Regions from separate parts of the Mus musculus genome. Here region 1 is linked to region 2. A link is a loop called in an ENCODE intact Hi-C map of the cell type or tissue named here. Cell type or tissue: heart. All regions are shown on one strand. Each heading gives the region's core, and the rest is flanking DNA. Links, peaks and the distances in the headings are about the cores only.

Region 1 (15,119 bases), core at 6,766-9,265, 52 kb after region 2:
CATGTCAACTGCCCTTACAGCTTGACTTCTCACGCACCAGTGACTGAACCTTCCACGTCCTCAGCCTTTCTGGTGGGCTGGTGGAAACCTGATTCTCTAACAGAAAGCCCTTCCAACCTACAGGCGCTTGTACACAGAAGGATGGCATGACGGATCGCTTACATACCCTTGCCTGTGAGATTTTTTGGAATGGCTTGAGTAGTAGGAATATCCAGAATACGTGGATTCGGTATCCATAGCAATGGCAAGCTTCGTCTGATGAAGGAGCAGGGGCTGTCCTTCCGCGTGCTGTCTCACCCACTAGCTCTAAAGGCCTTGGAGGACTCAGAGACACTACTCTTCAACAGGACTCTGTAAAGAGGAGAAAAAGGAGAGATTAATTCTCAAAGTCAAAGGGTTGAAAGATAAACCAACAACAGGCAGCTCTCCTCTGGGGTCCCTGTTATAGAATATGGGGTAAGCACAAAAGCCAAACCTCCAAATGCATCACTCAGCCAGGAACAAGTGTGGCAGGTGCCTGAGAGGCAGCTCGCAAGCTGGACCCCAACTCAGCAGGAGGAAGAAGGTTTGGGAGAGACCTGGACATTGGGACATTTATTTCCTGAACACAGCTTTCTTACCCTTATGGCTTTGGCTGTAGAGTAGTACACCAACCCCTAGATAAATGTCTACTTCACCCCCAACTGTCGGTTATAGAAACAACACCCAAGGAAATCCCTTACTCAGCAATTTGGCCATCATTTCCAAAAGTCAATTTGTTTTTTTTTTTCTTAGTCTCTGAGAATCCAAAACTCCTAGAAATTTATCTTCGATAATTAAAACTCAACAACCACCATGATTGCCTCGCTGCCTATGATAACAGAAGTCAGCAGCCACGTAAACACCTCCCCCCAGCCAAGGAAGAAATAGCTGGAGGAAGACAGGACTCAGTCAGTCAAAGAAAATACCACAGATCTGTACAAAATGACAATTACAAAGAACGGAGACTTTAACAAGCAGGATATGGGACTGCAGGCAGCCAATGGAACTATAGAACCATTGCAATGATGTAATAACTTATGGAAGGGCCGGGACCACAGGGGACATCAGCAATGGTGATTTATTAGTTACAAGGTCCTAGGTTCTTCCCCACTTCCCTCTAATATTGCTCTGCAATAAAAATAAATTAGAAGCACTTCCAAGTACATTCCGATCGAGAAAGCTCTACAGCTCTACCTCTTTCTGAATTGCTCTCCCAGGGCTGCTGGAGCCTCAACAGGGCTCCCACCCTGCAGGGTCCTGGAGCCTAAAACTGCAAACAGAGCCAGAGATAAGTGGGAAGGAAAACAAAGGAATTGCAAAGGCCACGCCCCTGCCCCTCACGTGGGAGGAGATTCTGGCTCCCTGACCCCAGCTACAGAGAAGACATTTCAAACTGGGAGCCCTAACTGGGCCTGAAGTCTCATCTGCACACAGTTACACCAGTCCAGAGCCTAGAAGTAGTATTCTGTTCCTTCCAAAGTGAAGAGAAAAAACGTTACTAAAGAGACCCTGTGCCTAGGGGTTACACGCCCTGTCCTAGATGCCTCAACTTGTGACTTAGGAATTTATCTTAGAGCGCTAATTCTTCAAGGAAAAACATTATCTCCTCACTGTCCATTGTGATCAAGAGCTAAAAAGATGAAAGGTCCCCTAATCCAAAGAATAGGAAGGAAACAAGGTTCAGCTCTACCCTAATTAGCACATATGTAAGAAACAGTAATTATTGAGTTAGGTCCAAAGGCCACCATGCACTCACTCATCCATTTCGTATCCAAGTTTCTAAGCAGCCAGAAGACCCTGCTCAGGAGTTCTAAGGCTGCAGAGCTATGACAGAGAGCTCACTGCTTTCCTTGGTTCTGCTGGTGGCTGGTTTCCATTTGATGGCACTTGTAGCACTTCTCCTCCAGCCCTCAGCCCCCTTTCTCCCTATCAGGTTATCACTTAACAGCCTTTGGCCATCAAGAGCCCAAGCCTAGCCACAGGAAGCCTGGAGTCCAGCCAAGCTGAGCCACCTGTGATCAGCCCCTTCCTCGCCTTGCCTTCTTGAATCTCAGTCTGCTCACTTGTCAATCAGGAATCCAAGCGCCGGCCACCATCTCCCAGGGTGAAGCTATAAACAGACACAGACTTGACTCGCTTCCTAGCTCCAGGACCTCAGTCAAGCGATGCGATCTCTTTGAAGTCCCATCTACAAAATGTGAGCATCAGGAGTGCTTTGATGACTCTATGAGCTGGCAGTGGTGACAGTACCCAGCGTGGGCACCACATGCACTGGGTAAGTAAAACTGGGTGGCCCTTCAGTGGTTTCTAAACTCCACCATCTCCGTGCCTTTCTCAGTCAAAGGAAAGCTTAGAGAGCCACAGGGTGGAGGGCCAGCACCTCCCTCCAGGCCATCCCACCCAAGTCTCACCTGCTGTGGGCAGAATGGGGCTGCCCCTTAGGCTGCCTGCTCACCCACCAGCTGTGTACTGGAACACGGCAGTTTAATCTCTCAGAGCTGTGGATTTTCCACCCAGTAAAAGAAAGGCAAGCAGCCTGCTTGGGAGGAAGGGGGCGATTCTAAAAACTAAACATGAAACTAAGCAGGCATCTCTCAGAACATTAGCTTGGCTTCAGAGCCGAGTCTATCAGTCTTTCTCCTCCTCCCGTTTCCCAGGGCTTTCAACTGCCACTCAATGAGCTTCCAGCACACAGTGCTCTCCCTTCCTTTCTGCTCTGGCTTGTGCTCCTTTCCCACTGGCCTTCTGGCTGGCAGACAACCAACCTTAGGAGGTACAGTCAGGATATGGGGGCAAAGAACGAAAGAATCTTCTCTCCTTGATAGCCAATAGCTGGACTCTTGGTTGACCTGCAGATTCCAAGGCTTGGCACCTTCTCCAGAACACTGACTGTTCTTCTCTAGGACAGTCAGTCACACCCTTACCCTCCTTCTGCAGGCCCTTCGTACCCCATTGCTTTGCCTCCATATCTAATGAGCAGCCACCAGACCCTGCTCAGCGGTTCTAGGGAGATGGCTTCAACTGGGGCACACCACCTGCCCTCATTAAGCTTTGCTGACTAGCTCGATCTGTGTGTTGTTCCTTCTCCTCTAGTATTCCTTCTTCCATCCCTACATCAAGTTATCCCTTAACAATCAAGACACACCCCCTTCTTCTCCATCTCCAGGGATAAGCTCCTGAGTCAGGAGGAATGGCCCCCTCCCCCAAATATTCTGAACATAACGGGAACACTTCCTGAAACATAAGGCCAAATGCTCCCTTTCCACCTGGTCAGCTCTCACCCACAGCCACTCTCTTATGCCCTGACTTGATCTTTCTAATATCCGCTTACAGTAATGCAGCCATCTTGTCCAGTAGACAGACCTGCTCTGCTGTTTTGAACACTCTCTCCTGTTCATCCGTGCATCCTACTGCCACCAAGCTCTGCTTGTCCTTGGATCCTCCCAGTTCACAGCAACAGAGGATAACCTAGAGAACATCTCCAGGCTCCCTCACCTGCCCTGGTCCACACAGAGCCAAGACCTTCCTTTCACCATGGTTACCAACTCTGGCCTCATCTAAGATGTGGGGGAGGAGTCAGGAAGTAGACTAGTAAGGCAGGGTGGACTCCTTCCAGAAAGGGCATGACCTCAGGCGAGGGCTCCCGTTTGAGTTAATGAAGACACATTATCCTGACGCTTAACTCTGTGAGGATGCACTTAAAAGAAACTAAAGCAACTCCTGAAGGGGTCAGAATGTTTCCCTTTATCAGCAAAGGCTGATATCAAGAAAGGAAAAGAAATCAATTTCCCTGGGTCGCAAACTAATGAATTGTTGTGGAGGCCAGAATGGGGTACAGGCAGGTAGGAGAGAACACAGGCAAACCTAGAACCCTCAAGGTCTGTCATACTGGCCCCTGACAGGACCTGTATGTGTTGGGTTCAGGTAGGGCAGCAGCCAGGCTGACGTAACCTTCTTGTTCAAATCCTCCCATGGTATCCCCTGAACTTTAAAACACAGAATCCTCCATTTGATCATATAGTCTTGCCAGCTGTTCCAGTTCCTTGGGGCCTGGTTCTTTCCAGCCTCAGGACCTGAGCCCAGCCCGGTGTATCTGCTGAGGCTCACTCTCTCACGTGAACCATTCGGCTAATTCCTCTCAGTTTGAACACCCTTCTTTTGGAGAGGCCTGGCTGACCCTCCAGTTCACACCTGGCCGCCCACTGCCTGCATTCTGCCTACACTTGGCTCTACCAAGTCACATGCTCACTTGGGTGATTATCCAGCACCAGGCTCTGAAGAGGCTCCTGGGGTGCGGGGACCACAGTCCTTTCTGTCCCCCTGGCTGCTGGCAAACGAGAGGCACCTAATAAATAGTTGCTGAGAGAAAGGAAGGAAAGAAGGAAGGAAGGAAGGAAGGAAGGAAGGAAGAAAGAAAGAAAGAAAGAAAGAAAGAAAGAAAGAAAGAAAGAAAGAAAGAAAGGAAGAAAAAAAGCCATGTACCTATCTTAGGGCATGAAGGCATGACTTCACCATAGAAGAAAGCTCACAGAGGGTAGAGAAAATGAAGATTTTCAGAACTATCTAGAACAAAGCAGTACTGCTGGTACAATGCTTATTCAGTAACAGAACATATAGTCCAGATGTGCTCATGGAAGACCAGCACCATTGTTTCAGCTAGTGCTGAAGAGCATCCTACTCCAGTCTGGCTGGATCAGAGTACACCAAACTACACAGCCTGGGGAACACTGCTGGTAGAGCATCTTACAGGGTGCAATTCATTTCTCCTTCCACCTTGTACTAAAACAAGCTGAGAGCCAGTGATCGATCCAAGGAGAGTCTTCCCCTAAAGTCACATCTTTCCTATAAAACACACAACTCCTACTTGAAAGAAAAACAGTAATACACGCATGCACGCATGCACGCATGCACGCGCGCGCACACACACACACACACACACACACACATATGGGAAATGACAGGTTATGATAATGACCATGGTAAATGTAAGCTAACTTTTATGAAAAGGAAGTTATAAAAACATCAACAGCTCCATGTAGAGCTATTAATTAAAGGGCCTCTGCCTGGGAAGGTAGAAAGTTATTGCACAAGGGGTCCAGAGAAGAGCATATGTGGGTTTACTTGGTGGGTCTCAGGTTAGGAAAAATGGTACAGGGACGTGTGACAAAGCCTGAACGTGCACGTGTAAATCATAAAGCATTATCCAAGTCTGTGATGTGAGTGAGGCTCTGCAGGGCTCAGACACCTGGGACAAGTCAATGATCCCCTTCCAGGAACACAGCGCTTCAAGATGTACAGCTACAGGCCACTGTTGACCAGGAGAGAAAACGCCCGCCTCATTTTACCTGGTTTGCCAATGAGTTCAACTCCCATTCCCAGACTAACTGCTCTTGGCCTGAGTCATTAATTACCTCTGGAGCATCCCTGGCAGCTGGATAAGGGTTGCTGAGGAGCTGTGAGTGGTTACTGTCTCTAGGATGGGTATTTCTTTTCAAGCAAAGCCTTTCCCCCTAGTAGATTCTGAAGCTTCAGCCACCGCCTGATGCACACCACACATCCCATGGTGTTCTAAGGGGGATCTGGGATGAGGGTGGAGGCAGAGCAGCAGAGGATGGAGGCAGTTTGCTTCTGCCTCCAGGAGGACACAGAGTACCAGAAACAGCCCAGCCACAGCCACCGAATCTTGTCTTCCTCGTGGAAAGTGGCACAGTTAACTGGCCACAGTTAGCTCACTCCACAGATATGGCGGCGATTAAGACTGAAGTCATTTGCATAAAATAGCTCAATCTTCAGAACAAGTCTTTAAGGGAGGCAAAATTGAATGTCATGGCACAGTTAAGGGGACAAGGTCACACACACAAGCAAGTGCCCCCATATGGCTTTAACCTTCAGAGAGCCATGGAAAACTGAAAGCTATGTAGCAATTACCAGGATTGTTTGTTTACTTAGAGAAGAGGCAGGCAACAATAGTGAATTGTTCCAAGCCACACATAACCTCACAAAGAATCCTGCCTTTCGACTCCTACTCATAGGCTCAGTAGAAGGGAGACTGTGTGTGTGTGTGTGTGTGTGTGTGTGTGTGTGTGTGTGTGTTTTGGGGGGGGGGTCACTTTAAGGAGAAAGGAAATTAATCTCAAACAGCCTCCAGCCCAGGTGAGACCTATGATTATTAATCAGCATGATGAGGCCCCCATCCAATCCAAACTACATCAGACGCAATGCAAGGTGTGCCTTTGGGTATACATCAGGGGGATAAAGAGTACTTGGCACACTCAGCACATTAATTCTTCAACAGACGGTTGTCATGGAATTGTTACTTGGTAAGGAAACTTTTCAATTTCCTGTATGGTTTCATCCTATTGCTCAAGAAATAAGACAATAACAACTTTTTTGAGACTTGGCAGGCAGTCTCAAAAATATGACACTCACAAAGTCTTTCATTTTACTTACAAATGAAGTTGCCACCAAGTGACACTGTCAGCAACTGCATCCCTGAAAATTTCACACTGGGAGTTTTGGCTATTCATAGTGGGAGTCGCCAACCTTTAGAAATGCTAAATGCTCCTGGATATTGCTTTGAAATGTAGAATAAAACAGTTTCCTCCCACACATCAAAGCCCCAACCATATCACACTGATTTAATTCAATTCTAAAAACTCTAATTAGTGGTTACATAAAATGGCTAATTATGCCTCCCTGGGCTCCGACGGTTTCTGCCATGGCACTTACAGAGCCTAGGAGCTGTGTAATCAACACGCCCACTAGAAGGAGAAGGCTAATTAGTATTGTTGATTGGTGACATAACTTATAATATTTTTTCAGCAAACCCCGTAAAACGTATAAACACGTCAGTGAAAACACTAGTCTTCACAGCTAACTTTTGGAATTCGCCTGTAAGGGCGCGCGCACTCCTGACCACAGTCCCCTCAAACGGGTTCAAACTAACGCACGCACCAACCACACAACCATGCCAATAAAGACCCCTGCCACCCCTCCATGAACTTCAGAAGGAGCTCATCTTCGCGATCTGGGCATCACACCCGGTTTGGAGACATGAAAATTGAGATTGCCCGGCTCCGACTCTCCTCTCCTCATCACTTAGCCCACCAGGCTACGGCTCCGCCCCCACTCCTGCTTCCACCACCGACGCTTTTAAATTTTTATAAAGCTTCACACTTCTCTGGGCGCGCTGCTCGGGGCAGTTCAATGGCTGCAGGATGAAATAAGGTTCGACTGGTGTCTAAGGCTGCCCGAGTGCGGCGAGGTTGCCCAGGACAGGGACTCCTCCTTTGGCTGGGACTGGCTGCTCGCCTCTGCTCCGCCCCGGCGCTTTTGAAAGTAAACTACCTGCCTGTTGCGCTCCGCGATGCGCAACTGGCCGCGCCCCCCAGGCCTCCCGGGCTGCGGTTTTGTAAGCGAAGTGAGAAACACGAGCCAGCTCCGTTCCTGTGCTGGAAAACCGGCCAGTTGACCCCGGGTCCTGGCGGGGACCCCCATCGCGTTCTGCCCTGCAAGGCGCGTCCAGCCACTGGTTGCCTCCGACACGCCGTCATTCCCTGGCCACCACCCGGCACGCGCACTCAGGGGCGCACTCCGAAGGCCAGACAAGGCAAAGAAGTCCGAGGTAGCGCAGGCTGCCCCAGGACTCCGAGCACTGGAATGGAGCGGAGAGAGCCCGGGGCAGGGATGGAAGGACCCGCGTCTCGGGGAGCTCGACCCGGAGGAACCCAGGGGTCTCCCGGTCCGAGGGCCCGGACCCCAGTCGGACTGCTGGGGAGCAGGGACACCCGCAGTTGGCCTGACCTCCCACCCAGCTCAGTCTCGAGCCGCCGCGCCGCGCCGCGCCCGCCTCTCCCGGGACTCACCCCGGCGCCGGCCCGTCGCGCTCCACGCCCGCGCTCTCGGCTGCAGCGCCCGGGCTCCGCGGCCTGCGCTGGGCTGCAGTGGAGGCACAGCCCCGCCGCGGCCGCTGGTCTCTGCTGCTTTCCGCTTCCTGTCCCGGCGCCGCCCCGCAGCCCCAGCCCAGCCCTGCTAGCCCGGCGCGGCCGCCAGCCAAGAGCTGCGAGCGCTGCGGGCCCCGCTGCCGGCCCGGCCCACCTGCAGCGGAGGGCGGGGCACGGGGACACACACACACACACACACACACACACACACACACACACACACACACACACACGGCCTGGCCAGGGACTGACATCTCCCCTCCCAAGTGGACCCACTAGCACACAGCCTAACAAATCTCATCCTGAACACACACACACACACACACACACACACACACACACACACACACACGGCCTGGCCAGGGACTGACATCTCCCCTCCCAAGTGGACCCACTAGCACACAGCCTAACAAATTTCATCCTGAATTCCTGAATACATGACGCAGGGGTTGATGTCTCTCCACCCAGCACCCCAACATACCCCCAAGATCACACACGCACGCGCACACACACACACACTTACAATTGTGCATAAAATCCAAGCCCTCATTGTTTGCCATCATTAAAAGCTCCAACCCGCATATCCACATGGCTCAAGAACCAATTTCTACCCCTCCCCCAACTCATACATTTTTCAGCACACATAATACACTTAAACTCCAATGTAGCTCAAGAGATGACCCAGCCCGTAACCACCAACGCCCACAGTCCTACAGCAGCTTCTCCCCGCTCCTCTTCTACCAGAGCAGACATGCCTGCCTACTGGAAACTACCAGGAGAGCGCATCTCTGAAGGCAGGGAGCCAAAAGTTCCAGACCGATTGAGACCACTTCCCTCGCTAAGCTTCCTTTCCCTGTCTGGATAGTGGTGAGGACTCTAATGTCCTTGAAGGGTTGAAATTCTAGTATTAGAAAGTGCAGAACAGTTGGCAACTGTTTTTGTGAATATTCTCACCCTTCTTTCTTAGTCGTCATAGAATCCATGCCCAGAATGACAGATCTATAGCTGCCATGACAAAATGCTCCCGCGAAGGCACGCACAGCGGGAAGTGCTGAATCTGCAGTTTGTTTGCAGGAATGCTGGGGGTGATTTGCCTTGCGAAAATGCAGGCTCTTTGTGAAGTAGCCTTGTTTGGGAACCTGTAGCCTCAGGAAGTCCTTACTGTCTGCTTTTTCCTAACTCCTCTATATTCCATTTTCTCCACCATCCAGGCCACGTCCTTCTAAGTACACCCAGATGTTCACGGTGGCAGGACGATGTTCCACACTCCTAGCCTCCAGACTCCAATGACCCCACCATCTGCATGTACCTGAACTGCAGCCTCTAAATGACTCCGGAGAGCAGATCTAGAGTCCAGCATCCCGTTTCCTCGGGTAAATCCAGCTGTCTGCCCGGCATGCTTAGCTGCTAAGGTGGGAAAGCCAAAGAAGTCTGGAAACGGAGTCCCATTCACCTTACCACTTAGAACCTTCACACGTAAAGCAGAGCAAGACATCCCAGTTCAAGTGTGAGGTTCTCCAGGAGTCCTGTGTAATACTAAGACCCACAATGAATTTTCATGGAATGGCATTCCAGCTTGCTCTGGGTGATTTAAGTAACCTTATAATGTGATGCTTCTGAGAGGGGTCAGGGGAGAAGGATAACCCAGAATATTATAAATGATGAGTTCACGTCAAAGTGCTATCTACTATTTGTTTTTACCCCATGAACTAGAGTTTCAGAGTTGAAAAGTTCAACTGAAGGCATTCAGACACTGAGTGGTGGTCCGTGCAACCGAGCGTTGCACTGGATAGAGCGAGCTACCTGTGGCAGAGCTGTTCAGCACTACTAGCCATTCATCTGACATTGACTCCCCCAGCTACACCTTTATCAATAATTCAGGTGACTCCACGGGCACCACCTGCTACTCTCTTGTTTTGCTAATCCGTTTATTTCAAACTGCATAGGGGAAGAGCAACACTATGCATTGGGTTCTTTTCCAAATGTCAACATGCCTACCTTCCATGCGTGCAACAGCAGCTTCCTGGTCTTATATTTTCCGTCCCTCCCTCCTTCCCCCAAGGCTTGTAATGCTCTACCTGCTATGATCCACCCTATCTACCAAGACCCAACAGTTGTATGACAAAACTTTTTCTGGGGAGATGCGACACACACATCTGTTCACCCCAGATAGGGAACCTATGACAGAACAAAGTGTGGATACCACCAAAGTCCAACGTGGTGAACCAATGAGTTTTAGAGAGGCTCCAGGAGCAGAAACGACTCAAAGACAGCTGCATCACCAAGGCGTACCCCAACATGGGTGGCACTTCACAAAGCTGGGAATCTGGAACGCACTGCACATCCTGCAGGCTGCTCAACAGGTTGGAGAGTGTCCTCAGTGGGTCTAAACCTCTTCCAGGCAGCTCAACTGATTTACGATTCTTCCAGGCTGCTGGTCTGGTCTTTGAGTCTTCTTTGCTGTTCCATTTGTCTGAGACCCTTCTTTGCAGCTTGGCTATCTTTCTTTGAGAAGGACTCTCAGCTTTTATTACTTACTCAGGCAGGGAGGGGCTTAGTGAATCCACTTAGTTTCAGGAACTTCCTCAAGCTATTTTGAATTGTGTATCTCCCTGCTTAAGCTTTCCTGAAGGATGGGATGCTTTAATTCCAGTGGAAATTTACATAATACCAACGCAAATCCCCAGCTCCAGAAAGCCTCTAGTTCTCCTGATGAGAATGCAGTCTCTTCCCTGTTTACCACTTCCAAAGTGCTCTGGGCTTTTAAAATTTTGTTCACTTTTGGAGACAGGGTCTCACATAGCCCAGACTGTCCTTGAATTCCTGATCTTGCTCTCTTCACCTCCTGAGTGCTGGAATTACAGGAGAGTGTACCGCCACACCAAGTTGAGTGTGGTAAGAGAGTCTCCTATTTGTAGGTCTGTCCTCTTTTAAACTGGGTTGTACAGGGCTGGATAGATAACTCAGAGGTTAAGAGCATTTGTTCTTGCAAAGGATGAGGATTTGATTTACAGCACACACATGGTGGCTCACAACAGTCTATAACTTAAAACGAACAAACTGAGATGCACATGAGTTTTTCTCCCCCCCACCCCCCCATGACTGATCTTCCCACATAGTGTGTACTTAATTTATTTTAAATTATGGGCACAAGAATGTGTGTGTGTGTGTGTGTGTGTGTGTGTGTGTGTGTGTGTGTGTGTGTGTGTGGCATCTGGGGACTGGAAGATTGTTCACCTCTGAATGTATGTGCCAGAGGAGTCTAGAGGACAGTGTTAGATTTCTCAGAGCTGGAGCTATAGCTGGGAAACTAACTCCAGTCCCTGCTAGAGCAGTGTGTATGTGCTCTTAACTAACGGCCATCTCACCAGCCCCAATCCTTGCTTTGTTATATTTAGCAAAGGAATGTATGACTATCATGACTTCCACCTCTTGAGAAGTTAATAGGGTAACCAGGGAACAACTGACTGAAAAGTCTTGACTTCTGCACCAGGAGTTAGTTAATAGTAACAGATTATCTGTTAGTATACATGCTAAATATGCTGAAGGAGGACTTCTGTAGAAGTCACCTATCCCAGCTGCAGAACTCCAAAGCTAATAAGCAAAGCAAAGCAGAACAAAACAAAACAAAAAACAGGAGCTAAATGAGAAACGTCTCTAATAGAAAAACTCATGTGCATCTCAGTTTGTTCGTTTTAAGTTATAGACTGTTGTGAGCCACCATGTGTGTGCTGTAAATCAAATCCTCATCCTTTGCAAGAACAAATGCTCTTAACCTCTGAGTTATCTATCCAGCCCTGTACAACCCAGTTTGAAAGAGGACAGACCTACAAATAGGAGACTCTCTTACCACACTCAGAGACTAGTTACATTGAGAGTCAGAGGAAACCTCAAGAGCACTGTGAAGGGCTCATTGCGAGGACTATGAAGCCCCAAAGCTCATTTTACTAGGTCTCACATAGCCCAGACTGTCCTTGAATTCCTGATCTTGCTCTCTTCACCTCCTCAGTGCTGGGATTACAGGAGAATGTACCACCACACTAAGTTGCTACCCCCCATGCCAGATCTCCTGGCTCAAGATCATACCAGAGGATAATAGCTAGTATGCACAGGCAGGAGCCTGCACTGTAACTGTCTAGAAAGACACTTTCTGAATTATTTAAGAAGGCAGAGATGATGCAAAGTAAATATTGGAAAGGTTTACGTCCAAAATGTTTCAACTGGTAAAAGCGTAAAGGACCATTTGATGTTAATATTTATATAAGATCTACATATATTTATCGTCTTCTTGTTGTTGATCATGCTGGTGATGAGCCTGGATGGCCGGAGAAGGTCCCAAGGAAGGATCAGTTTGTCCTGAATGGTCACAGGTGGAGGGTGATGGCTGGAAGAAGGCAAGGCTCTCTCGAGTGCTGAGGAAATGGGCAGCAGTGTATCTGACGTGGAGAGAGCAGCACCGGGATACAGCCAAGGGCAGGGAGTGATGTGGAGAGACAGGGAATTCAAAAGCCAGGGCTGGGATCAGAAAAGGGAACATGAAATGCAGCCCTAGTGTTCAGGCTTTCCAATGAAAGCTAACCATAGAATAAATGTTCCTTAATCCAAGAATAAATACACGTTTCTGAATTACAATGGCTCTACTTAGGAGGTTTCAGTCTGAGAAGATGGATCAGTCAGTAAAGTGCTTGCTACGAAAGCATGAGGACCTGAGTTCAAATCCTCAACCCTCACATAACAAAAGGCTGTATATGCCTATAATCTTAGTGTTGGGGAAGAAGACAGGAACGATCTGGGGAACCAATTACCTCTGGTTGATGAACTCTAGGTTCAGTGAGAGACCTTGTCCCAAAAGAGCAATGGAGGGAGACCCCAGACATCTACCACTGGTCTCCACAAACACATGTGCCCAGATGTGTGCTTACATGTGCATACGCGATCACTTTCATACGTGTATACAGAATACACACTCTTATACACAGAGAGACATTTTGACTTTAGAGTGCTACAAAAGCAATGCCTATCAAACAGAAGTTGACTTTGGATTCTAAGTATTAGCCTTTACTCTGACTAGTAATATGCAGCCACAAGGAGCCACAGGTCCAGGTCAACCAAGTGACCAAGGAGGGTGAACCATGTAAATGTAGCATGTTATGCTGCCAATGCTTTCTCAAGGTATGAGTCCACTAAGTTACATGAGATAGGCAACACTGAATTATCAAATAGGCCTTATGGTTGATGTTAGTAAAGGGATATCGATTCAGACTTAAGGCAAGCTAGGCTACGCTATGATGTTTTGGTAAACTAGGCCAGTTGCAGCCTTTTAGGATGTTTTCAACTTAATAGGTTTACGGGGACCGTAACTTCATGGTAACAGGAGAAGCGTCTATACTTAGTGTAAGTTACTAGGGATATAAATCCAGGTAGTGTTGCACCAATCAGTGATTCAATAATTTATTCAGCAAACATTTATTAAGCACTTACCACAATCCAGTCACTATTCTAGGCTCTAAAGGCATATCAAGACAGACAAAAGCTTACGTACTTGTGGGGAAAAGGGGCCACACAAGCAACACAAACATGTTCTCTTTAGCAAGGTGATAGGAGGAGATGGGGACTATACAGGACACCCCTCTGGAGGGGCTCAGGCACAGCTTGGAAAGTTTCCTGAAAGGCGGTGGTTCTCAACCTTCCTAATGCTGTGACCCTTTATCACAGTTCCTTGTATTGTGGTGACCCCTACAACTATAAAATTGCTTTGGTTGCTGCTCCATAACTGTAATTTTGCTACTGTTTTGAACTGTAATGTACATATTTGTGGGGTTTTTTTGTTTTTGCTTTTGTTTTTTATTTGGTTTTTTGAGACAGGGTTTCTTTGTGTAGCCCTGGCTGTTCTGGAACTCACTCTGTAGACCAAGCCTGGTCTACAGAGTTCAACTGGCCTTGAACTCAGAAATCCACTTGCCTCTGCCTCCCAAGTGCTAGGATTAAAGGCGTGTGCCACCACTGCCTGACCATATTTGTGTTTTGTAGTGGTTGTAGGTGACCCCTGTTGGAAAAGTTCTCTCAAGGAGTCGCGACCCACCGGTTGAGAACCTGTGTTGTAAACTGGACCACTAGCGCTGTGACAGGGTGGGATGTGAGTACTTTGGGAAATCAGAGATTGAAGGTCCAGCTCAGCCTGCAAAGGCTGCCTGGCTCATCTGGCTGTGAGCCCAGGACTGGAAGGATAAGTATGTGGTCCATAACAAGGAAGGGAGCACTGGATAAAGGCAGGAGAGTATGACCTACCATGGACAGGAAAGTGTCTCCAACAGCCAGGTGCAGTGCAAGCTGCTGGCCAGCAGGGGCAGCGGTGTTCACTAAAGAGGCTATTGCAGAACCACAGGCCGACACCAAGAAGATCTGAAATGTTGGAGGTGGGACATGGGGAGGGAGAGAAGGAGAAGCTGAATGTTGAAGCAGGATGGCTCTTTGCAGGTGCCAGTCGGCAGTTTGGGCTGGAGAACAAAGGGAGGGTAGACACAGGCCAGGAAGAGACTAGTTTTATGTTAACTTAACATAAGCTAGAGTCATTTTGGAAGAGGGAATCTCAGTTGAAAAAAAAAAATGCTGCCACCAGATTAGCCCGTGGCCACCTTGTGGTACATTTTCTTGATTGATAATGGATGTGGGAGACCCCATCTCACTGTGGGCAGTGCCATCTATGGGCTGGTGGTCCTGGGTGCTCTAAGAATGCAGTTGGAGAAGACCACAAGGAGCAAGCCCGTAAGAAGTGTTCCTCCATGGCCTCTGCTTCAGTTCCTTCCTATAGGTTCCTGCCTTGACTTTTCTTTGATGATGGACTGTGGTGTGGGAGTATAATCGAAACAGACTCTTTCCTCTCCAAAGTTCTTATGGTCTTTATCATCCTAGCATCATACTCTACAGAGAAAAGAAACAGGAAAGACAAACCACTTGCCAGAGATGACTCAGCTGCTGACAGCTGGGGCCAGGCTTGACAGACCACAGATCTCTGTCTCTCTCTCTCTCTCTCTCTCTCTCTCTCTCTCTCTCTATCTATCTATCAATATCTATCCACCCATCCATCCATCTATCCATCTTCTCTATCTTTGTGTGTGTGTGTGTGTGTGAGAGAGAGAGAGAGAGAGAGAGAAA
Region 2 (15,119 bases), core at 7,219-9,718:
GAGGCAGCCTTCAATTTCCTAAGTGTCCACAGCTGTTTTCAAAGGCATTTAACCAGTCCCTATCCGGCTACTATGGAAGGCTGGCAGGTGGGTCTAGCCACAGGGAGAGCCCTCCACCCACTGTCTAACTTGGCCTTTTTGTTGCTGCAGCTTGTTGCTTACTGGGAGAAGACTTTCAAGATTGACCTGTTCAAGCCACAGATTGGGGTGGTGAATGTAACCGATGTGAGTATTCTTACCGAGGGCTGGTCAGACACCCTGTTGGCAGCTATGCAAGCCCAAGCACAAAATCACTCAGGAGTCTACAACAGTGAGGAACCCTTGGGTCTTTTCCAAACTCTTGCAGTATGGCCCAAGACTGGGCTCTAGCCAGTCCCAACCCTCTCTAGGAGTACATTTCCTTGCTTATGGAGCTAGCCCAACCCGACTCATTGACTTAGGACTTTCCGCCCAAGAACATTCTCTTGTGTCCTCTTCCTGAACTAAAGAACAAGGCCTTCTTACACAGGCTACTCATGCCCAGAGCAACCATTACCTAAGGTGGATAAGAGATTGACACCCAGAATCCCATGCTAGCGGCCACCCACCCTGCAGTCAGGCGACACTGATAACAGAAGAGAAACCTCCTGACAGAAGTTTGAGCACTGATGAACTGAGGGTGAGAAGGGCTAGTGGGATGATGTGACAGAGTGGGAAGAAATTTTGACTCAGTCCAGACATCTGATATGCAACAAGACAGAAGTGGGGCAGATTCAATGAGGTTAACAGTGGGAAGAAGGAGCTATAATGAGGGCCCACCTCAGCTAGTACAGGAATATTCTTTTGTGAATAGGGCCAATTAGCAATGTCTTTTTGCCCCATAGAAAGTACCCTAGCAGTCTATACATTTCCTGACTTTTGTGAACCAGTTTGAAATCTGAATGTAAATTAATTACTTAATAATTAATTCTGTGTGTGTGCATGTGTGCACATATGTATTCTCTTGGGTAGTAGAATACAGATTTCTTTTACTGTTATTGAAACAGAATACTGTGCAAGACCATTTCTGCAACTTGGCATTTGCATTTGTCTATCTGTATGTATTCCTGCTAGGTATTAGAGACTTGGAGGCCCATTCAACACAGCTTGGAAAATGCTGCCCTGCCTCGGCCTCCACCCATTTGCTCATGGGCTCATTCTGTTCCTCATTGCAGGCTGACAGTATCTGGATGGAGATCCCAGATGATGACGACCTGCCCACAGCTGAGGAGCTGGAAGACTGGATTGAAGATGTGCTTTCTGGAAAGATCAACACTGAAGATGATGACAATGAAGATGAAGATGATGATGGTGATGACAACGATGACGATGATGATGACGACGATGATAATGATAATTCTGATGAGGATAATGAAGACAGTGATGATGACGATGATGACGATGAATAGCTCCAGCCCTGGGTGATTCTGATGAGTGACATTACAACCACCATGTACCATACAGACAGCCCAAGGGGGCAGCAAGCAGTGGTGCCCACACCTAGTCAGCTCTTTTCCTTTCTCCAGCATCTTTTTCTAGTCTGTTCTTGGCAGGAGTGGTACATTTCAGTGAATGCCTTTCCAAACCCAGCAGGCTCACACTGCAGGGACAGAAGGGGAGTGATTCCCATGCTGACTACTTCTAACCATTGAGGAACAATCAGCCCTTGTTCTTTGCTAGACAATCAGGGGTCATGGAATTCTGGGAGTCTGGGGACTGTATCTCCTGACACCTCTACTCAAGTTTACTTACTGTCTTTGATCCAGATGGTGACAGAACTGACAGCTTGCTATTAGTTCACAAGCAGGGAGTGGCCTTCTAATCAGAGTCCAGGAAGGGCACATGATTATCCAATCTCCCGCCAAACCCAGAGCATCTGTGAACTCAGACCCAAGCCTTTGGATGTCAATTAGAAATGCCTTGAAATGTGTGGGCATTGCCATCATTTCTGGAATATTAGGATGATGAGTGGGGGTCATCTAGCTCTATGAACATCCCATTAATTGCCAAGCCTCATATATTCACCAGTGGTAAGAGAGGCTGAAGGATAAAAGGCTTTTCATTTTTCTGATGGAGACCGTTTAGGTCTCTGAATGGGTCTGCTGGCTGCCCAGAGTGAGCTGGGAACTGAATGCACCCTCTCTGTCCCCGCTAGTGAGCTGTCCCATTCTGAGTTAAAATCGCTTTATCCACTGGTCAATTAACTCTCCCCATTCATCAGCACTCCCACAGTTGACCAGGGCAGCGACCATTAAGAGTTCACGATGCCCTGAGGCACCAAGGAAAAAAAAAGAAAAGAAAAGAATCCCCAAGTGCCTTTTGAATTGTCTGAAAGTAACAGTGTGCTTGGTAGTGTTAGTTGCTAAGTGTCCTAACTTATTTTTGAAATCTGTTAACATGGAGAAGACTCTGTGTGGTGTTGTTTTTGAAACTGGGGCAGTCCTTTTATGGAATAGTAATAAACTAATGGACATTAGACTCATGTTTTGAAAAGATCGAGGCTATCTTGATGATCCTACCCCGGTCTTTGGGGGTTTGTTCAGTTTTGCCTGGCTGGATCCAGTTCTACCTCTCTGCACCTCTGGCTGCCCTTCTAGGTTTAGTATTTCACTGTGTCTCTCCCCACTATCCATGTCTCCAGGCATGAGCATCCACACCCATCAACCACTACCCGAGTGTTAACGACCTCCACTGTGGGTCTCTACCCTTCATCTTTGACCTTGGTGTTTGATCCACTTGGATTCAAGCTGCAAACTTCAAATTCAACACAACAAAGCCTTTATCCATTCTCCTTCCCCTCGACGCTTGTCCTTTCCATGAAGCCCCAGCCTGGATGATTGCTATTACTGTCTATGCCATTGTCTAGGTGCCTGGAAGTGCCTTGCTCACTTCTGCTCCCACGGCACTGGGTGCACACTCGTGGTCACAGCACTCATCATTGAATTGATAAAACTCACTGCATGGCCATCCTTTCACTAAATACAGGCTTTAAGGGACAAGGCGTTTACTTATCTTTGTATTCCAAGCACTTCGCTCATCACAAAGCAGAGCTTAGTTATTGAATCAATCGGTGAACAACGGGTCAGCCAAAGCAGCTGCCATTGCCTCGCTGTGCTGGGCAGTGGAGTTTACAGGGCACATAAGGTGCCTCACGCTGTGTTAGGTAACAAAATAATTGAGAGAAACAACTGAAAAGAGGGGATTTTACTTCAGCTTACAATATCATTGGTTTTAGCTTAAGGTCTGATGCCTCCACAGCCTGCAGCTGGAGCTATGGCAGAAGGGAACCATGGGAGCAGCTGCTGGCCTCACTGCAGTCAGGAATCACAGAGAACAAGGGAGGGATCGGGATTCCAAACTATCCCTTAGTGTCCCTCCCTCCAGTGACCTACTTTCTAGTCTCCTGAGAGTCCACACAGTTGTGAACTCAGAACAAGCCAAGATGAGGTTAGTCACGTCACGATCTGGTCACCTCTAAAGCCCCACCTCTAAATATAGCTGCATCGGGGATCAAGTTTTCAATACATAATAAGTCTTGGAAGATACTCACATTCATATCACAGCAGAATGCTTCAGTCTGGGTGGGTTATTCAGTAAAAATCTGCCTTTCACAGTTTAGTCTAATGCCAATGTGCCAATTGTGTTGGTTCCTGCTCAGGGCTTTTTTGGTGGCTTTTCATTCTGTTTGCATATGGCAGACAGACAGACAGACAGATAACTGATAGAGATAGATGATGATGAAGATAGATATATAGTAGTAAATAGGTAATTCTCTTCTGAAAGGATGCCTGTCCTGTCAAATTAAAGTCTTGCTACTATGACTTCATTTCACTGTAATTATCATCTGAAAGGGCCTTGTGTTCAAATGCATGATTTTGGGGATGCATAATTCAGTCTATAAAGCAGGGCCTCAATATAATTTTCTCCCCTCACAAAACTAAGCAGGCTGTGCTGTGTTCCACCCACCCAAGCCCAGCCAAAGCTCAAGCAAACTCTTAGGGAAGTGATTGTCCTTCGAGGTCTCAATGCCAAAACTTTCAAGTAGCCAAGGAGTTGAGGGATGTGGTCCATTGCAAAAGTGGTCTGTTTCTCAGCCCAGGAAGATCTGCTATTCTCAGAGGCCTAGAAATATGTGTGAAGCTGAAACTATGCTCTGATGTTCCTGCATTAGGATCTCTGGGAGTCCATCTGGTTCTGCCTGGACGGTGCTGTGTAGTCAGTACTGAGCCCTCTAAGCTGATATGGGTTGAGCACTTTCTTGCATGCCTGGAGTACAATGCTAAATGCCTTCCATGTTATCACAGCTAATTCTTACAGCAGATTAGAAGATTCGTCTGGTTACTGTCCTTAATAAAGAGAGGCAGAGAGAGCTCAAGCAACTTCTCAGCATTACACAAACACTCTGAAGGGTCACAGATAACCCTTCATTTTATACTTAAAAGGATTTGCATTAAGAACCCAAACACTGCATTCTTTTTCCCTCAGAGCATGTCTGAGGACAGACTCAAGTGAATTTCCAATAACTCTTTTTATTGCTTGAACCCATTTATCTTCCCATTCTGAGTTCATAATCAACTCAAACAGAACTAAAAGTGTGGGCTAATTAAAAAACACAAGATCTGCTATCCTGTTAAAAAGAGGAGTAAGATCATGAATGTTATCTAGAACCAAGCACCCCCTTCAGTGTGTGTTGATGAAACTGCATCTCAGAACTTGAAAAGATCCTGCCTTTTCTAGAAGAGAGTGTGACCCCTCAGGTCTTCTGGACTTCGTGTTTGTCACGCTGTGAGGAACCATGACTGTACCTTGTGCAGACCACATATAATCTCACTTTCAGTGGTACACATTCTTCACATACAGGTCTGATAGCAACCTTAGGGGAAAGACTGTTTTAGTCATTTCTACTCTGCCCAAATTTGGGTGGGCAAGCAATAAATCTTGTGACAACTTTATAAACATGATACAACTTGACCCTCATGGCTATTATCCCTATTAAAAATACACACACTCCTCAACCCAGTGATTATTTAAAGTGAATATAAACCAACAGCTTTTGGTAGCATGGTATCAGCTGTTTGGATTAGCTTAGGATAGCAGACTGCTACAGAAGCCGACCAGGAAAACTTCTCAGCTCACAAAGGATGCTTGTCATGTAGGGTGACCTTTTTCCTCAAGTGAGCAAAGTCCTCCAGAAACACAGCCCTCCTTTGTGAGGGACTGAGCAGCAGCTAGAAAGGAGTACAGAAGTGTCACATCACGAGGGAATGGAATGACCACAGCCACCTAGCAGACCAAAATATTTGCAAGATGGATTAAGAGGAGTCTTTGGAATCAGTGTGATATTTTAATAATCTGAACCCTTTATCGATAACTGCAAGTCAGAGTGATAACGCTGGGACTGCCATCAGCCTTGACGCTCCTCCTATGTAACACCGTTCGATTAGTTTGTAGTCAGTGCTTTGATGCTGAATGTCCTTCTGTTCTCATTCATCCACTCGCCCATTAAAACTCACAGCCTTTTTAACAGTCTATAGACCAATAGACCCCTAAACTTTGTCACACATAGATTAGGGAAGGCAAGAACAAGCAGGTTGTAAATGGAGCAGCTGAGCAGAGAAGCAAGAGAGAAAAAAAATGTCCGAAGCACCCAGCTTTAGTTCTGAAAAAGGCAACTTCATTATTTCCTGAAATATTATAAAGACTTAGACCACAGAAACACCTGTGGACATTGACCCAGAAAGCAGAGCCAAAAGTCATCTCTAAGTTTGGAAACTGAGCCTGTGTAACTAGAGGATGGTCCCGTGACACATTGGCACTAATGGTGAGTAGCCTCCTCTCTCCTACAACTGAGATCCTATCTGTGCCAGCAGGCCCTGCCTCTTGCTCTGGGATTTCCCTACTGCTGTCCTGATGTCTTCACCCCACTTCCTTAATGTGACAGTTTACCATCGGAGATTCTCAAAACTCCTCCACATTCTACAGCTACAACCCCGGGAAAAGACCGAAAGAGAAAAGGGCCTTTGGCTGCCGTCTGCATGTGGCTTTAATTTTGTTCCAGCAGGTTTTGCTTGTGAACTTATGAACTGTGAGCATCTGGGCTGATGGCCCAAGGAAACAGCTTATCATTAATCTATACGATGAGTATCTCCGAGTCAATTGCTTTCTCTGATCCCTGTCCATGAAACTGGCAAGAATGTGTGTGCTATCAACATTCCACGCAAGGGAAGGGGAGCTGAGTACAGAGGCAGAAAGCAGCAACATTTCTTCAGCAGCTAATCTAGCTCCCTCATCTAAAGTAAGTCAATAATTTAAAATCAATTATCAAGGGAAAACGAATTATCAAACACAGCTGTCTGTCTGTATATCTCACGCCCCTATCCAATGTATACCAGGTCTCCTGCTTTCCACATCTCAAATGTTTTTTTTTTTTTCTTTTTCTTTTTGGTTGTTGTTTTCTCTCTTTTTTTTTATTTACTCACAAGGTTGGCTTCCTCTCCAGGTTTGAGAACCTAAGGGTTTTATCTTTTGCTGCCTATTCACTTAGAATTTCCCTCGCCATAAAATGATCGGCAAATGTTCGTTTTCCGTAACTCTGATCACTGCCTCTCATTGCCCTCCTCCTCTATCACACGTCCCCTGATTGTCACAGGAACATGTGAGATTGCTGCAAAATCAAATCAAGATCGAAGATGTTCCCTGGGAAGTAAACAGACCTTAGAGCTAAGATACTCACATCAGTCAGAGAAACGGTATACAACGGGAACCCCAATTTCCAAGATTAGAGCATATTCAATGTGTAAATGCTCATTTGGAAGGAGGGGAGGACACTAATGGAGGACCCCAAAGAAAGCCAAATAACGTTGGATACTAGATACAGTGTGTCCATGACAGACACCAGCCCTCACCAACATCATGATCAGAATCCATTTCATACAGCAAACCTTCGTGACACAAAGAGACTTGTGTACATGGCAAGGAGCCATATAATTCAGTCATTTATATGTTCAAAAATGTCCAGTGAGAGTGCAACATATATTCAGACGTGGTCATACGCACATGGTATCTGCTGACTGTAAGTACAGGCTAAGCCAGAACTGCCTCTCTTGGTTATAAAGCACGGCACTAAAGTATTCAAGAATAATATGGTCTCTGGCTATCTATTTTGTATTGTTGGACTCTACCAGATAAGGATCAAAGTTGGGTTCAAAATTCAGAGATTAAAATCCTTGGTAACAAAAACCTTTCCCTTAAAGCCTGGCCCAGGTATCTCTGGTCTGATCCTTATCAGAGTTCAATTCATACCCTGGGTGGGACAGTGCCTGCCATGGCTGCATCCTTGCTGGTGTCCCACACTCTGTGAACACTTAAAATTAACTTTAGTTAAGCAGGTCATACTTTTGGTGTTCCAGAGGATCTGAAAAGTTAAAGCATGGAGTAACCTTTATAAAAATAAGATATTATTAACATTACAGGTTTTTGTGGTCCCATTTTTAGGCACAGTGATCATACTAGATGACTATTCCTTCATGTCTATAACGGAGGGGCAACAGCACCTGAAGGCAAGGGCTATATCTCCCTTCCTGGCTCCTAGCTATGCCACATGCTTCCACTACAGTACTTATAATATAGCGTGAACTGAACTTGTCACTGTGCATCAGGTGTCTCAGCGCCATAACTAATTCTCTAGGCAAGGGTCTGTTGTTTGATGTTTTTGTAGGCTGGCAGTTTGGCAAGGCCTACATCAGCAGTTCTCAACCTTTGGGTCATGGCCCCTTTGGGGAAGGGTTGAATGATCTTTCTCAGGAATCTTCTAAGACCATCGGAAAAAATACAGATGTCTACATTATGATTCATAGCAGAGCAAAATTGTGTTATGAAGTAGCAACCAAAATAAATGTATGGTTGGGAATCACCACAACATTAGAGACTGTATTAAAGGGTCACAGCCTTAGGAAGGTTGGGAACCACTGTTCTACATGAATGAATTCACCAGGGAACGCACCTGGCCATGTCTGAAGGCTCAGAGAGACAGAAAGACAGGCAAAGCCAGACAATTTGCATGCTCAAATGCTTTTATCCTAATGCTGTTTCACGGTCAAAAGAATCAGAGACTCAAGATAAAAGCTCTGGAGGTTGTTACATTTGTCCCTGGGAGTTAATTCAAAAGTGTCTTTATCTCGCTGAATGAATCTTTGGACTTTTCTGAGAAAGCCACCTTGCCGGCACTGCCTCAGGCTCCAGGAATCTCTCTATGGGGCTGGAAAACTCCGTTCCACTCTAATCCACCAGTGAAGCACGTTTCATAGGCAAAGCAAGTTAGGTAGAAATGGGACAGATGGAGTCAAGGGGCTCTTGTTCCATCAGGAGTTTCCCACTCTCTGTCTACCCTCAGAATCTTAATTCCCAATGCAGGGATAATGTGAGCACTATCCTGCCATCTCTGTCTATCCTCCCCTCCAACAGCACAACCAAAGTATAACTTACACACGGTGGGGCAGAGGAAAAACAGGTCTTCTTTTCTTTCCTTTTGACCCTTGGATTCTATTTTATGTGTACTCTGCCTGCAGTCCAAAGGGTAGGTATGGGGAAGGGGAGAGAAGCTGAGAACAGAGTCAAGGAGCCAGACAAAAGGCTCCAGAGCCACCAGCTGCAGCCAATCGCATATCGCACCTCAGCTGGGCCACCTTAGCTCTCCCACCCACAAAGCCAACTCAGGCCCCTGTGCCCAAGGGCCAAGTAAGCCTCTTGGCCTGGTCAGGTCCAACAGAGAGAGGCAGCTGGACCTGACCAGGCAAATGGCTGTGGTTGCTGGCAGCTCAGTGGCGGCAGCCCAGGCCTGCCAGGTTAAGGCTTTCCTGGGAGGAGGGTCTCTTGGGTTTTTCTCATTATATATCCCAATAGGTCAGCCTGGTGGTGAGGCTCCCCACAGGACCAAGCGGTATAAACCCAAAGGGAAAGAAATGACCTTTCTCCCAAGGAATTCTCAGACTCAGGTTCCCACTCACGGTTGGTGTCTCCAGGTCCCTCCTCCACACCCAGAAATGCCAAACCACTTAGATCACTGCTGGGGAGAGTGGGCAGAGGGGCGGGGTTCTGAGCACCTGCAGAGATCCCTTTAACCAACCAGGCAAGTCTCTTCTTTCAACTTTCTCCTATTTCACCTGCAAATGAAAGGATCCCTAATTAAGACACCGTGGGGGAGGGGCAAGCTGTGCTGCACAGTGTCTGATGTGTAACAGCTGGAGAGTGTCAGCACCCTCCCCTCCCCTCCCCTCCCCTCCCTTCCCTTCCCTTCCCTTCCCTTCCCTTCCCCTCCCTAAATACAATGTTTTGTCAAAATGGGGACTCCATTAATTTTCATTAGAATAATTTCACAATGAAATCCATCACTCTATATACTAACACAAAAAAGTTAATCACAAAATGTGGTCCCCAATTGGATTTTTCTTTTTTTTTTTTTTTTTTTTTGAGCACCCATTCAATTAAACGTGGTTTCAATGGAGTCGAACTGGTGTCTGCTCACGATTCTGTGAGTACCATTCAAGAACTGCACTATGGACATAAAAACAAGGCGTGTTTTATTTATAATTGGATATGATAAGATTACATATTAGTAAGTTCACAGTAGTGATTTATTTGTTTTTCTGATGTAACAAGATCCATAAAGAGCAAACATTACCCAGAAATACGTTATGCTGCGTTCTAATTGTAGGGTCTCTGCTGCAGGGCTCTCTTCAAATGATCATACAGACATCCCTGTCAATTTCAGTCACGAATCATTGGTTGTTTCTTTTAAGTTACATTAAATAGATGCACGGGAGGCTCCCTGGGGAGTGAAGTTTGAACAGTAACACCCCACCCCAAGTTTGCCTGGTTTTGGTCTTGTTTCTTGCTGTTTGTAGGTCACAGAGGTCCCAAGGCAAGAAAGAAAGAAATGGGCATGCCTGCAAGGTGACAACGGGCTCCCACAGACAGCTCCTCATGGAGAAGCCAGTATAAAGAATGAAGGAGAGGACAATGAGCCAGCTTTGAGGAACGGTCGTGAACAGACTCAGCCATACCCACATGTACAAACGAGACACACAACGACTTGTCACTGGCCACGTGGATGTTATGACTGCCAGCGTGCAAACATGGCAACGCACACTCCGAGAAGTTCAGGTGGGAACAGGTCCTCTTCTTCCCTGATTTGCATCCACCTGTAGGGAGTCTTGCACAGCAGGGCCAGGGTTGAAGAGGGCAAACCAAGGTCTCTGCTTCGTTGGTTCACTGGGTCAATGATTGGCAGTGGTGAGAGTGGGTAGTCAATTTCCATGAGTACAGTGTGTTGGTAGGAGTTCACAGACAGAACTCTGTGCTGGCTAGTTTTATGTCAATGTGACACAACCTAGAGTCAGAGAGGAGGAGTGCCAACTAAGAAAATGCCTTAGTAAGATTGGTCTGTGGATAAGCCTGTAAGGCATTTTCTTAATTAGTAATCCGTGGAGGTCCCACCCCACTGTGGATGGGACCATCCCTGGGCTTGTGGTCCTGGAAGCTATAAGGAAGCAGACTGAGAAAGCTTTGAGAAGCAAGCCAGTAAGCAGCACTCCTCCATGTTCCTGCCTCCAGCTCCTGCCTCCAGGTTCCTGCCCTGTTTGAGGTCTTGTCTTGACTTTCTTGATGATGAACTATGATGTGGAAGCATAAATCAAAAAAACCCTCTCCTCCCCAAGTTGCTTTGGTCACGGTGTTTCATCGTAGCAGTAGTGTCTCTGACTGGAGCAAGCTATTGCATTTAATACATGCACTCCAGAAGATGATGTAGAAATTAGAGCTGCTCACCACCACCTCTGACTCAGGAGATGGCAAGATCGAGTACCCTAGACCTTTCTAAGGCTTATCTGCATGGCCAGTCTCCCCATTCATTAGAAAGCCCCACACTCTTAATCCCAGCACTCGGGAGGCAGAGGCAGGCGGATTTCTGAGTTCGAGGCCAGCCTGGTCTACAAAGTGAGTTCAAGGACAGCCAGGGCTATACAGAGAAACTCTGTCTTGAAAAACCAAAAAAAAAGAAAAGAAAAGAAAAGAAAAGAAAAGAAAAGCCCACACTAACAGTGAATTGTGATAAGGCAAACATACCCAGGCCACTGACTTCATACTCTGTGCTATAAAGAATCTGTCTTCTTATATCCAGATGATGATGATGATGAAGATTGGACCTGCACCAAGGACCTCAACACCCCTAAACAACAGGAAGTGGTTTAAGAATTCCGATGTCCCCTTTCTTCTCTCACCTTCTCTCTCTCCTACCTAGTGTCAGGGGATTGGAAGGGATAAGGGAGGTGAAGGGTAGTAGGGAAAACAACTCAATAAAGTACCCAAAAGTAAAAAAAAAAAAAAAAAAGAATCTGTCTTCTTGCAGATCTCAAAAGGGAGTTAGAGGAAAGAAGGGAGATGATAAATGTTGGGTAAGCATTTACTTTATGAACTTTAGCCAAGACAGTTTTGACCCCACGGGTTACCTAAGGATGTGTGAGCCTCATAACCTTAAAGTCCATTTTAATTCCCACTTCCTGAGCATTCAATTCCAGGACTATTAAAGACTGCTTTTTCTTTTTTTTTTTTTTAAGCACACAATTCTGAACAAAAGTTGTCTTATCTACCTTTGTAGATAATGAAAATCACCCGGGAAAGACGGCAATCTCAGACCTACACTCTTCATTGAGTTCTTCCACAGTTAATGTTAGAATTTTAATAACTTAGGTTAGAAGTTATAGGGGGGGGGGAATCTATAAACGTTTAAGGTAATGGAATCCTGTGTCCTCTAATAGGATCATGTATCCTACTAGCCTTGGGGAGCAATTTACATCCTTTAAAAAGAGTAGGCTATGAGGGTCCAAGAAATGAAATAAAACTTTATTGTCTTCAGTTGTGTGATGCAGCTTTCTGCAACTTCACATTTCTTTTGCAAACTCTCCTCTACACCGTTCGCTTCCACGTCAACTCGGCCTGGTAAAACGCTGGGAGCACAAAGACTTTAAAGGATCCTGCTTGTGATTTTGGCTTTTCTTTCAGGAATCGATGCAAACTTAAGCATTTTGAAGAAAAAAAAAATCGATATTCAATTTACAACCAAAACAATAATTTCAGGAAGTCTGAAGTTCTATGCAAAGGAGATGGAGAGGGGCCAGGAGGGAAAATAAATTAATTCCTTAATTTAAACCGTTCTTTGCCCTTCTGGGAATGCACATACCAACACAGGGCTCCAATTTAACCCCTTTAAGACCCATGGTTTAACCAGGAGCAGGAAGCATAGTACTGTAAGATGTTACCTTTAACGCTGCAGTACTTACATTTATGGCACTTAACAACTGAATGGTGTTGGTGGCGGAGCAGCTCTGCTGTGACATTACCCTCCACACACAGCTGGTCTCTCACAGACTGCCCACCCCTTACCTCGTTCTCCTAAAATATTTCCTGAGTAAGACATCCTGAGGAACTTCCAGTAGAAGGGACCTAAAGGTTTCAAAGTAAGACCAAAGCACCTGGTTACACTATATGTGTGTGTGTGTGTGTGTGTGTCACAGGTTTCTCTTCCTTCTCTAGCACATCTTTCTGAGCAAAAGTTATTGAACAAAAAAATAACATTGGCTTTTCTAAGCACAGGTGTATCACAAATATTCCATGCCAATTTGGATTTTTTTTTTTTTTTTAATGACAGACAAAATCGCTTGGTTCGTGGAATGCACAGACAGAAGGGTACACATATATGGGCACGGAGATGATGGCGGCCTTCTCCTTTCCTGAAATGAGATCCCTGAAACTGATAAAGGAAAGAGTACTTGGTGGAGCATTGCTTCGGATGTAGGCAAGCAGAGACTGGGACAGCCCACTACAAGGTGTCAGGAAATGACTCCTTGGGCACTCCCCTGCACAGGACTCTGCCAGGAAGCAGCTATGTCTACAAATGGGACATCAAGGGCATTGTCCTCTGAAACCAGCTACAACATGCTGACAGAAGGAGCCTTCGGGACTGCACGGCTGACTCAACTCTCCCTTTCCCAGCGACCCTTTTCCTTGTGATAAGTTGCACAGTGGTGGTGGTCACAAACCTCAGGGATGGGACAGCAGTAGTTGCCAGGGTGGTGGGCACTGTTTGGTTTCCCGTGGCAGGGAAGCTTGGCACATGAGCTTTGTTGAATACTTGTCTCCCTGGGAAATTAGATGGCTACATGGGGCACCTGCCAACTGGGAGTCACAGTGTTGGTCTCTCCTGGTTTGTGTGAAGCAGGGCTGAGGAGGACTGGGTGGATGGGCTCCTGCTGCAGCCTAAGGGAGGTGCTGCGGCTGAATAGATCCCCAGAGTCATACCCTACTTCTCGGGAGAAAGACTGGGAGAGGCTGTGCAAAGAGCTGTGGGTATACTTGGAAAGCCAAATCCCTGACATCTCTGGAGGACCAAGCTAGCCTGGCCAGGCTGCCCACCATGTACAGCTGTGGTCCAGATGCTAAGGAGAGTGGGCGTTAGAGTGAAGCCCAGGTAGGCAATCCCAGGGCTAGGGAAGGGCCAACAGAGGAGCAGGGCCAAAAACAGGGCAGGTAGGCTCTCTCTCAGGGGAAAATGGAAAGCCAATCACTTAACAGCTGCAAAACGGCAGTGCACATTTCCTATCAGTTTCTTTCTCTTCGCAATGTAAGGCAACAAATGATTAAAAACTCAGGCGGTTGGACATTTCCTGTACTGCCCACCACTCCCCAGGGTGGTGTGGTGATGTGGATAACTACATGCACAAACACGCAAGTGGGTGTGTAGTGTTTGGCTTCCTGAAGCAGAATAAAGTGAGGCCCCTAGGATCTATGAGGTGGTAGACCAGAAGTCCAGGCGGGTGTGGTACTGGGCCACAGGCAGGGACCAGTTGTAAGGCGAGGCTCCCAAGGACACACAGCAGCTACACTTTGGTTTACAGCTGTCACAGAAACTCCAGGGAACAGCTTCTTCAGAAGTCCCATCTATTAAAGTCAGATGCCAACAGTCACTTGTTGGGGTGGGCATCTCCTGCTTCCTTCCAAATAAAGTGCAGATGGTCGAAGGATACTGGTCTATCCTCTGCCAGTTTGAGTCAGCATTGAAGAATTTTAAAAAATCTTTATAAAAGAACTTCCTCCTGGACATATATATATATATATATTTATATATTCTTTTGTTTTTCATAAAGCCACAAGTATAGAAATTTTAGACTGATGTCTCAGACTGTAAGCGAAGAACAAACTTGTGAGATTTAGGGTCTATGAACTCTTCTGAGAGTACAATGAATGGGATTTTCTTCACATTGACCACGAGGCTGAAGTCCAAGCATTTAAGGACGAAAACAATTCCATCCCGTAACCCGTTTGTCACAGCCTCCTCACTAATAAGTCTCCACTGTGTCGAGAGCCATCGATCCTTGTCATACTGCAAGGTGGGGCCCGCACTGAGGTATCGTTCAAGGAAAGCCTGAAAGCCAAGGAAGAACATTGGTGAAGTTACAAGGGTTGCTGTGCGTTATAGCTAGGCTCCATCTTGTTTTCCCTAGAAAATGTTACCCAACTACCCCATACCTTAGACTAGAGTTCAGCCTCTCATGCTGAAGGCCCACGAGACCCTCTCTGTAGAAGGAAGACTCCTTGGGCTTCGGAATTTTCTTTTGGCAATTTACAATCAGAGGGTGAGTTGAGGGAAGTGGATTGGCTACCACTGTTGATGTAACATGCCACCTGAAGACACGGGCACCTCTCCCTCCCTGCTAAAGCCAAGAATCCCCGAGGGCAGGCTGAGTGCCTGGAACAGAGACGTAGTCAGTGAATCCTGGGCAGACAGACAAGGACAACCGCACAGACAAAACTGCATGGCTCTACCACCTGCTGGTTGTGTGACCTTGCTCAGTCATTTGCCCGGTTCTCTCAACCTCGCCCACTGAGCTGCCAAGAGGTGCACAAAGCACTCCCAGTAGGCACACTGTGGGTGTTGTCTGTCATGCAGAACTGATGCATGTGTGGCTAGGGCTCCGTATGGCCAGACCCACGTCCCCTCTCCTGAGTGCTTGCTCCAGGGACACGACACCAAGCAGACTGAAGTTCTC

The links. Peaks named below come from ENCODE experiments on the same cell type or tissue, not always from the same donor. Only the 100,000 strongest peaks of a DNase experiment are listed, where the experiment ranks them.
Region 1: a loop joins it to region 2, with 2.5 times the contacts of the local background. A loop is called at or near these places in 10 of 42 quality-filtered maps.

What each region holds. Positions count from the first base shown.
Region 1 is chr3:102,196,626-102,211,744 of GRCm38, forward strand. Vangl1 (VANGL planar cell polarity 1) reads right to left here and starts at 8,068. Exons shown (of 8, transcript NM_177545.5): 1 at 7,887-8,068; 2 at 167-351. The coding sequence starts at 237. Gm16160 (a long non-coding RNA gene) reads left to right here and starts at 7,215. Exons shown (of 3, transcript XR_375921.3): 1 at 7,215-7,645; 2 at 9,176-10,327. In heart, for the core only: no CTCF peak of the experiment used is centred there; DNase peaks (open chromatin) are centred at 7,096, 7,576 and 8,016; H3K4me3 peaks cover 2,353 bases; H3K27ac peaks cover 2,416 bases.
Region 2 is chr3:102,144,004-102,159,122 of GRCm38, forward strand. Casq2 (calsequestrin 2) reads left to right here. Exons shown (of 11, transcript NM_009814.4): 10 at 151-225; 11 at 1,194-2,511. The coding sequence ends at 1,427. Vangl1 (VANGL planar cell polarity 1) reads right to left here. Exons shown (of 8, transcript NM_177545.5): 8 at 11,897-14,494. The coding sequence ends at 14,234. Among named protein-coding and RNA genes, the nearest start is that of Gm16160, 52 kb to the right of the region's middle. In heart, for the core only: no CTCF peak of the experiment used is centred there; no DNase peak of the experiment used is centred there; H3K27ac peaks cover 807 bases.